Linked DNA regions of Homo sapiens: region 2 is linked to region 1. A link is a contact called in ENCODE Hi-C or POLR2A ChIA-PET data. All regions are on one chromosome and are shown on one strand. The core of a region is the stretch at or near the end of the contact, and the rest is flanking DNA. Distances in the headings are between cores, read along the strand shown.

Region 1 (4,091 bases), core at 834-3,333:
ATGATCCGCCCCCCCTTCAGCCTCCCAAAGTTCTAGGATTACAGGGCATGAACTACTGCACCTGGCCAAGAGCAGAAGAATTTAGATTTACAAAATTAACAGATCCCAATACAGAGAGGTGTTACCAGAACTGACATCTTTCCTGAACAGTAGGCATGTTTCTGTTCGGTATAGCCACACCTCTCATGGCCACAGGAGATACAGTGTATAGTATATAGTATATAATTGGTTTAGCTAACATTTTACTCCCTAAATTAAAGGAGGCTTCAAAGGAAAACCTTAATTAAATGTTGGCAACTTTAAAATGGTAAAACTTTTTAAAAGTATTATAATCGCCACAGCAATACTCTAGCTTTTGCTACCCAAATGAAAAAAATTCCCAGGATTGATCTGAGGGTCAAATACTATTTAAAGAAATTGCCCACCCAGGGAGAATTCTGAAAGGCTCAATATAAAGGAATTCAGAGAAAAGCCTCTTATTGTCTTATTTCGGGAAAAATGGTGTTTTGTAACCTGATTTTTCAATTTTTATTTTTGAGATGGAGTTTCACTCGTCACCCAGGCTGGAGTGCAATGGCGCGATGTCGGCTCACTGCAACCTCCGCCACCTGGGTTTAAGTGATTCTCCTGCTTCAGCTTCCCAAGTAGCTGGGATTACAGGCACCCACCACCATGCCCAGCCAATTTTTTGTATTTTTAGTAGAGACGGGGTTTCACCATGTTGGCCAGGCTGGTCTCAAACTCCGGACTTCAGGTGATACACCCACCTCAGCCGCTCAAAGTGTTGGGATTACAGGTGTGAGCCACCGCTCCCGGCCTTGTAACCTGACTTACAGACCTCCTAAGATAAGTGACTCCTTGTGAAACCAGGATGAAATATGAAAGATCGAAAGCTACTTTTGCCTTAATTTTTGCAGCAGCAATAGAATAAAAAAGAAAATGCAAGGAAAAAAATTAAAAAATAAAGCGACCTTTGCCAAGAGCAAGTTAGAAATTCAAGACATGAAGCCAGGGTGGCACTTTTGGCTGTTTTTGTAGATTTCATCCAGTCTCTCCCCCATGAAGGCAGAACAGGGGAAGAGGCACAGTTTTCCAGAATTCCATGTTGGGATATGGGGGAAGAAGAGGAAGAAAATTCCCATATTCTGAAATGTATAGATTTGGAAGCTTTTAGGTACCAATTCATTCAGACCTAAATTTACTAAATAAGCCAATTGAGGGGGAAAAAAAAGGAAAAAAACTTCTAAAAAGAGAGAGTACAGTGTCTGTGGCAGTGAAGCCAACTAGATACCAGGAATAAAGTTTGGAGTATAGATCTCTATCATGGAATCACTCAGGGATGTTAAGCCAGCTCATCAAAGGCCACGTAGTAAGGTAAAGGTGGAGCCCGCGTCTCCTAATTTACTGTCCCATTTCCTTCCGACACCACACTATCTTGAATTTAGGGAAAAGTTAATTTCCAAGTGTTTGTGCAATGGGCCAGAACTTCTCCCTGAAGGAACATACTCCCAGTTCTTGAGGTTCATGGGTTTGCCTCACCAGTGCGCTCCCCAGTGCTGAGTAAGGCTCACTGTGCTCCCTGGCTGGTCATTCCCCACCCTGCTGAGACAGCCTGACACAAACATCCTGGTGAAGCCACAAGGAGACCACCTTGATTTTCACGCAGGGAGGTCTTGGTTTCACAGCTTGGTTCAAGTTTCCTGAGGTGTCAAAACTATCTGATACCTCTTCGGAGCCAAAACAAAGCAAGCAGCTCCCGGAGGCAGATAAACTTAGGCTCCAACTCCTTCTAGAAGCTGAGTGAAACCACTCCTTCCTTGTCCAACTGGAAAAACCTAAGAAATAGGCCTCTCCAGGTCCCTTCTGGTCTTTGAGATAATTCTCTAGGAGAGCTGTGGCCATGCCTGCATTAAAACAAATGCGACTGGCCAGGAATGCAGTGTAGAATTGAAACATCAGGGCTGAGTGATTCATTCCTCTTTACCCAGTTTTTGTTTTGTTTTGTTTATCTGTCTTCCCTCTTGGGGAAGCCTCCACCCAGTTCTCCCATCCAGGCCAGTGGGTTCTGAACCCCCTCCTTCCCTCCTTCAGCCATCCCACTTGCCCTGCTTGGGCCTTTTCAGCAGTGTGTGTCACATCATCATCAGATGGAACCAGAAGCAGCCAGGAGTGCTTTTTGGCACTTCCAGCTCAGCCAGTACCGTAGAGGATCCAGGGTTACTATCCATGGTGAAAAGAACTTTCTCTAGAATTGGTATTAATGAGGTTAAGTAACTTAATTTCCACCAACAACTTATCCAGACATTTAAAAAGGCAATAGAGATAAACAGCTTAGTAACAACAGATTGGCCTTCAAATTTCAGAGTATTGTTTTCTCCCTAACTGAGCTGTCTGCTTGACTGGTTAGTCTAATAAATGCACGGAGAAGGTGCACACACAACACAGTACTTTTCACTATTTAACACCATGATCATGTGGAATACATTAGAAAGGAAATAGGTCAAAAACCATCATGTGAACCGTCTAATTTGATGTTTGGGCTAAGGCTAAAATCTTCACAGGGAGGTTCTAAAGTGCTGAAATGCAGAACATTCAGGCTGACTGGTTCACCCACACCAGAGAGAGAAACTCAAGTGGGGCTGGGAGGGCAGGGGGGCCCAGAAGTGACCCAGGAATAACCTGCCCTTGTGTTCATTTCCAGAGACCAAAAAAAAAAAAATTTTTTTTTTTTTTTTTTTTTTTTGAGGCAGAGTCTTGCTCTGTCGCCCAGGCTGGAGTGCAGTGGTGCGATCTTGGCTCACTGCCACTTCTGCCTCCTGGGTTCACGTGATTCTTCTGCCTCAGCCTCCCGAGTAGCTGGGACTACAGGAGCCCGCCACCACGCCCAGCTAATTTTTGTATTTTTAGTAGAGATGGGGTTTCACCATCTTGGCCAGGCGGGTCTCGAACTCCTGACCTTGTGATCCGCACACCTTGGCCTCCCAAAGTGCTGGGATTACAGGCATGAACCACCACGCCCAGCTCAGAGACCAAAATTAAAGAATCTCAAGTAATTAACTACTGTAGCCAGGTTTACAATATAGTACCAGAGTCTCAGGGATGGAAGGAATTCATCATACAAGATCCTGGTCACCTTAACCTGGCCTCACAAAAGCCATCTTTTCAAAATTGAACCATCACTATAAAAAGAAAATTGGTGTCAGTGAGTCCCAGGAATACACATAATAGTTTCTTTAAAGGCAGGGCTAATTGGTGACACATCTCTCTTGGAAAGACACATGTACCACAAACAAAAACAGGATCCAACCACTTGTATCTAGATAGTTATCTTTCTAGGCAGAAAATCTAACATTCAGTAACTAAACCAAATCCCAGAGCCTCAGCAGCCAAAATGGCCCTAGCTGACATTTCATCCAGCCTCATTTTATAGAGGAGAAAGTAGAGGCCCATATCTTGTCCATAGTTGTACACCTGGGATCCAGGCCAGAATTCTTATAGCTACACGGGCCTGGGATCCAGCATTTTAGGTTGAGTAAAATCATTTCCTGCTAGGTCCCTGATTCTATTGAGAACCAGGGCTAAGGCTTTATGGATTTGGGAAAACTTAAGTTTCTATTGCAAACTTCAACCAGTGGGTCCCAGAGGTGCTTTGAAGTCTCCGGCTTCCACATTTGACCACAAAGTGCTGCTTATGTCCTGATGCTTACATGATTCAGTTAAGGTGCTTTCCAAACCCGGTGACAACAGCTGGGGCCTTCATCTCCAGTAAGTTTCCTGATGAGCAGCAGAGGTCTATACTTAGGGTTCCTGTGAAAAACACAAACTCCCAGTCTCACATTTGGTCACACTGAAGGTTTGGCCAAATTATTTCATACAAGTAGTTCTCACTGGCCAAACAGGTGGTTTTTCTCCTGGAAAAGTGGGATCAAAGTGACTTTGGTCCTGATTGTTCTTGCTTCCAAGATGTGTAAGAACCAGATCACCACCCCCCAACCAAAAAGCAAAACAAAATAGATATAGCCTCCAGATTAATAGTTGCAGACTGGGATTCCAAATGTTTAAGAATCAGTGGGGACATTTTCCATGTCTTC
Region 2 (3,966 bases), core at 476-2,975, 150 kb before region 1:
TCTGCCTCCTGGGTTCATGCGATCCTCCTGCCTCAGCCTCCCAAGTAGCTGGGACTACAGGCGTGTGCCGCAGTCTCACTCTGTTGCCCAGGCTGGAGTGCAGTGGTGTGATCCTGGCTCACTACAACCTCCACCTCCCGAGTTCAAGCCATTCTTCTGCCTCAGCCTCCGGAGTAGCTGGGATTACAGGCGTCCACCACCACGCCCGGCTAATTTTTGTATTTTTAGTAGAGACAGGGTTTCACCACGTTAGCCAGCTGGTCTCGAACTCCTGATCTCAGGTGATCCTCCCACCTTGGCTTCCCAAAGCGCTGGGATTACAGGTGTGAGCCACTGTGCCCGGCTAGTAACTTTTATCTCACGGAATCCTCTGGACGACTTGACAAGGCATGGGTCTTCATCCCCATTTACAGATGAAGAAACTGAAGCTTAGGGAGTGGAGGGACTTGCCAGGGCTACACAAAATCTGAGAGCCTTGAAGCTGTAGACTGGCAAGTGAACAGGTACAGGCTGGGACAGCAGTTTCTTTCTTTTTTTCTTTTTTTAGACAGAGTTTCGCTCTTGTTGCCCAGGCTGGAGTGCAATGGCACGACCTCGGCTCACTGCAACCTTCGCCTCCCAGGTTCAAGTGATTCTTCTGCCTCAGCCTCCCAAGTAGCTGGAATTACAGGCATGCACCACCATGCCCGGCTAATTTTTTGTATTTTTAGTAGAGACGGGGTTTCTCCTTGTTGGCCAGGCTGGTCTCGAACTCCCGACTTCAGGTGATCCGCCCACCTCAGCCTCCCAAAGTGCCGGGATTACAGGCATGAGCCACCGCACCCGGCCAAGGGACAGCAGTTTCTAAACTGTCCCTCTCTGATGCAGAGGGGAATTGGGGCTAAATCAGCAATGTGCCTTTTCTGTCTCATATTTGAATGTCTACTCTGCACGAGGCGCTGTCCTGCTTTGCATACAGTGACTCATTTAATGTTTATGTCAGCCCTCTGAGGAAGGTCCTGTCCTATTATTAACTTCACTTATTATGAGGAAACTGAGACTCAGAGAGGGGAGGGAACTTGCCAAAGTCACACAGCTGGCAAGCAGCAGAGCTAGACTTGAACCCAGATCTGCCTGCACTCAAGTAGAAGCTGTTCATTGCTTTGCTCATTTGCCAATTCCACTTTATGCAAAAAAGAGGGGGCAGTGTGGGGGGAAGAGTTAGAATCAGGGTGGCAGGGTGGGCCAGTGCATTAGCCCTGGGCTTCAGATGTACTGGGGTTGAATTCCTGCCTGCCGCTTAGCAGCTAGGGTACCTCAGGTAGACAACTCCTGAAACTCAGCTTCCCCCTCTGTAAAATGGGGTGACAAAACCAAGATCTTGGGGTTCTTGGGGAAACTGACATGCTGATTGGTTTTTGTACAGTGCCTGGCTGGTAACAGCAGGCCCTCAGGGGTGCGTTTCCTTCCTGGGGACTGGAGTGGGGGTTGCAGTAGACTCTGGGAGGCCTCTCCAGCTGCAGAATCTCCCTCCTCCCTCCTCCTTTTTGTCTTCCTGACACAAAACCCACCAGCTGCACTTCTTTGGGCTTGCAGTGGCTTTCAGTTACCAGAGCCACCTGTTAAAACAAAAATGTGCCTAGGAAGAGCCTGCCTTACCCATTTTGACTCACATGGCAGTTGGTGGTGGAGGGGAACAAAGGAGACTGAGTTTCATCGAAGCCTTTTGCTTCGGAGGAGGAAGGGAGGATCAGAGAGAGGAAGTGGTCTGTGTTCACACAGGGAGGCAGGGGAGGCCAGGCAGCTTCCCAATCCTGCATTCAACCTCAGGGTGGGCTTGACCTGGGTGGCTGGGGGCCCTGTGATCCAGGAGAGACTTGTCCACCTGCTCAGGTGTCTTGAAGGGGTCCCTGTGGTACCCCCTGGGGCGGGGCAAGGTAGTAGGACCATGGTCTGGCTGGGGAGGTGGAGAGGAGCAGGCTGTGGGCGCAGAGTGAGGTTGGAATCTGTATTTACCCAAGGTGTTGGGGGTAGGCTTGCCCTCAGCCCTTAATGTTCTCAGGCCCCTGAGCAGTTGTGGGGGATAACCTCTGCACTCCTAGTGACCAGGGAGCTAGAACAGCAAGGAATTTGAACTTGGACACCAGCTGGGGTCAGGCTCTCTGGGTCTGAGTCCTGATTTCCCACTTTCCAGCTAGAGGAGCTTGAATGAGTCATTTAACTTCACGGTGCCTCAGTTTCCCCTCTCTAAAATGAGAATTATACCCATACCCACCTCTCAAACACCAAGTGCAGGCCTGGCTCAGAGCAGGTGCTGCAGCAATAGCTGCCATTGGTCAGCATCATCATCATGGTTGGTAATGGTCCTACTTTGACTTTTGAGACAGAGTCTCACTCTGTCGCCCAGGCTGGAGTGCAGTGGTGCAATCTCGGCTCACTACAACCTCTGCCTCCCGGGTTCAAGTGATTCTTCTGCCTCAGTCTCCCAAGTAGTTGGGATTACAGGTGTGCGCCACCATGCCTGGCTAATTTTTGTGTTTTTAGTAGAGACAGGGTTTCACCATGTTGGCCATAACAATGGCTGTCCTTGAAGTAGTCCTGGGTACCAGGTGACTTCAGTGACTTTTTTTTTTTTTTTTTTTTTGAGCTGGAGTCTTCCTCTGTCACCCAAGCTGGAGTGCAGTGGCACGATTTTGGCTCACTGCAACCTCTGCCTCCTGGGTTCATGCGATCCTCCTGCCTCAGCCTCCCAAGTAGCTGGGACTTGGGATACACTTGCCCCCGCTGGTCCTCCCTTCCACCTCTGTGAAGAGGAGGTCTCAAACTCCTGGCCTCAAGTGATCCACCCACCTCAGCCTCCCAAAGTGCTGGGATTTCAAGAGTGAGCCACCGCACCTGGCCCCTGTTTAGATGTTAGCATCAGTGACCCAGCACCTTGCTATGTGGCATGCAGGGAGCGTGCTGCTAGACCTCCGGGTTTAGAGTCAAATAGCTTCCTGGCTGTGGTATGCATTAGACTTTCTAACTCAAGGTCCTCCCACTCTCTGAGCCTCAGTCTTGTTGCCTTTAAAACGAGTTTAAGTGTGCTGAGTCCCTATGCTGTGGCTCCACAGGAATTTCCCCAGGTGGAAGACACATCTTGCCTTCTGTGAAACCTCTCAGCAGCAGAGCTGTCAGGCCCCGTCAGCAGGAGACACTGTGGGGACTGCTCAGTCCCTTCCACTGTGTACCTCGGAGCTGGCGGAGCCTAGATGAGGCTGAGCATAGAGGGCTTCCTGGAGGAAGTGGAGCTGAAACAGTTTCTCAGCCCAGGGCTGCTCTGTCTCCTGGCCTCACACTAAAAGTCAGTTGAGAGGCCATAGTGGCATAAGTCACTGACCCTGGCACTGCCCAGCTCATCACCAAAAGCAGGGCTAGGGAGGGAGGGGACATTCGATTGGCAGTGGGCACCTGTGGCTCATCTGGGTTCTGGCCACGGTGCTCAGGTTCTGTGAGCTGACCAGGCAGCCCTGGCTCCTCTGCCCCCGTGTGGGTTCTGCCAGGTCCCATGGGGGCAGGTCAGCCCCTTCCTTGTTGCAGGGAGAGCACCCAGCATTGCTGACATGGGACAGGGAAACGAGGAAATAACGGTGTGGTCATTGAACACAGAGAGCACTAGGTGCTGTGCGAGGTGCTGAGGACACGACATGATGACACAGACAAGGTCCCCCCTCTCAGCAAACGGCTCATGAGGGAGACAGACATGTTACATACATGAACCCAAAAAGTCAGACGAAAACAAAACAGAGCGATGTGTTTGGGAGGCAAACCCAACTGCCGGAGGCGAGCAGGGCGTCTACCTCCAAGGTAAACCCAGTCAGATTAGTTGTCCCCAAGGCTCACCAGGGAGAACTAATCTGACTAGGTTTGCCTTGGAGGTAGACGGCCCTGCTCGCCCTCCAGCAGTTGGGAACGTGGAAACATGAGTCAGATCTGGGAGTATCTGTC

Evidence for each region. Hi-C counts contacts between places; a loop is a spot of excess contacts on that map. ChIA-PET counts read pairs that join two places held with the same protein, here RNA polymerase II (POLR2A). Pooled maps may share reads with other maps.
Region 2: a pooled map shows a loop between it and region 1 (4-fold over the local background). The contact joins two enhancer-like sites. A Hi-C loop is called at or near these places in 4 of 50 pooled maps. POLR2A ChIA-PET finds 5 or more read pairs at or near these places in 2 of 52 experiments (AG04450 and MCF 10A).

Annotation. Positions count from the first base shown.
Region 1 is chr20:44,489,728-44,493,818 of GRCh38, reverse strand. It overlaps TTPAL (alpha tocopherol transfer protein like), which reads right to left. Exons shown (of 5, transcript NM_001039199.3): 5 at 1-4,091. Among named protein-coding and RNA genes, the nearest start is that of TTPAL, 16 kb to the right of the region's middle. RefSeq lists an enhancer at 3,715-3,824. Within about 2 kb of position 2,083, at least 6 of the 41 ENCODE cell types and tissues checked have a DNase peak (open chromatin) inside an H3K27ac peak, as active enhancers do.
Region 2 is chr20:44,644,015-44,647,980 of GRCh38, reverse strand. All of the region lies in intron 1 of ADA (adenosine deaminase), which reads left to right. Among named protein-coding and RNA genes, the nearest start is that of ADA, 5.7 kb to the left of the region's middle. RefSeq lists silencers at 1-114, 1,991-2,070, cis regulatory regions at 672-1,267, 1,651-1,678, 2,367-2,925 and enhancers at 1,312-1,827, 1,761-1,860, 676-1,929, 3,081-3,160, 3,834-3,966. Within about 2 kb of position 1,725, at least 10 of the 41 ENCODE cell types and tissues checked have a DNase peak (open chromatin) inside an H3K27ac peak, as active enhancers do.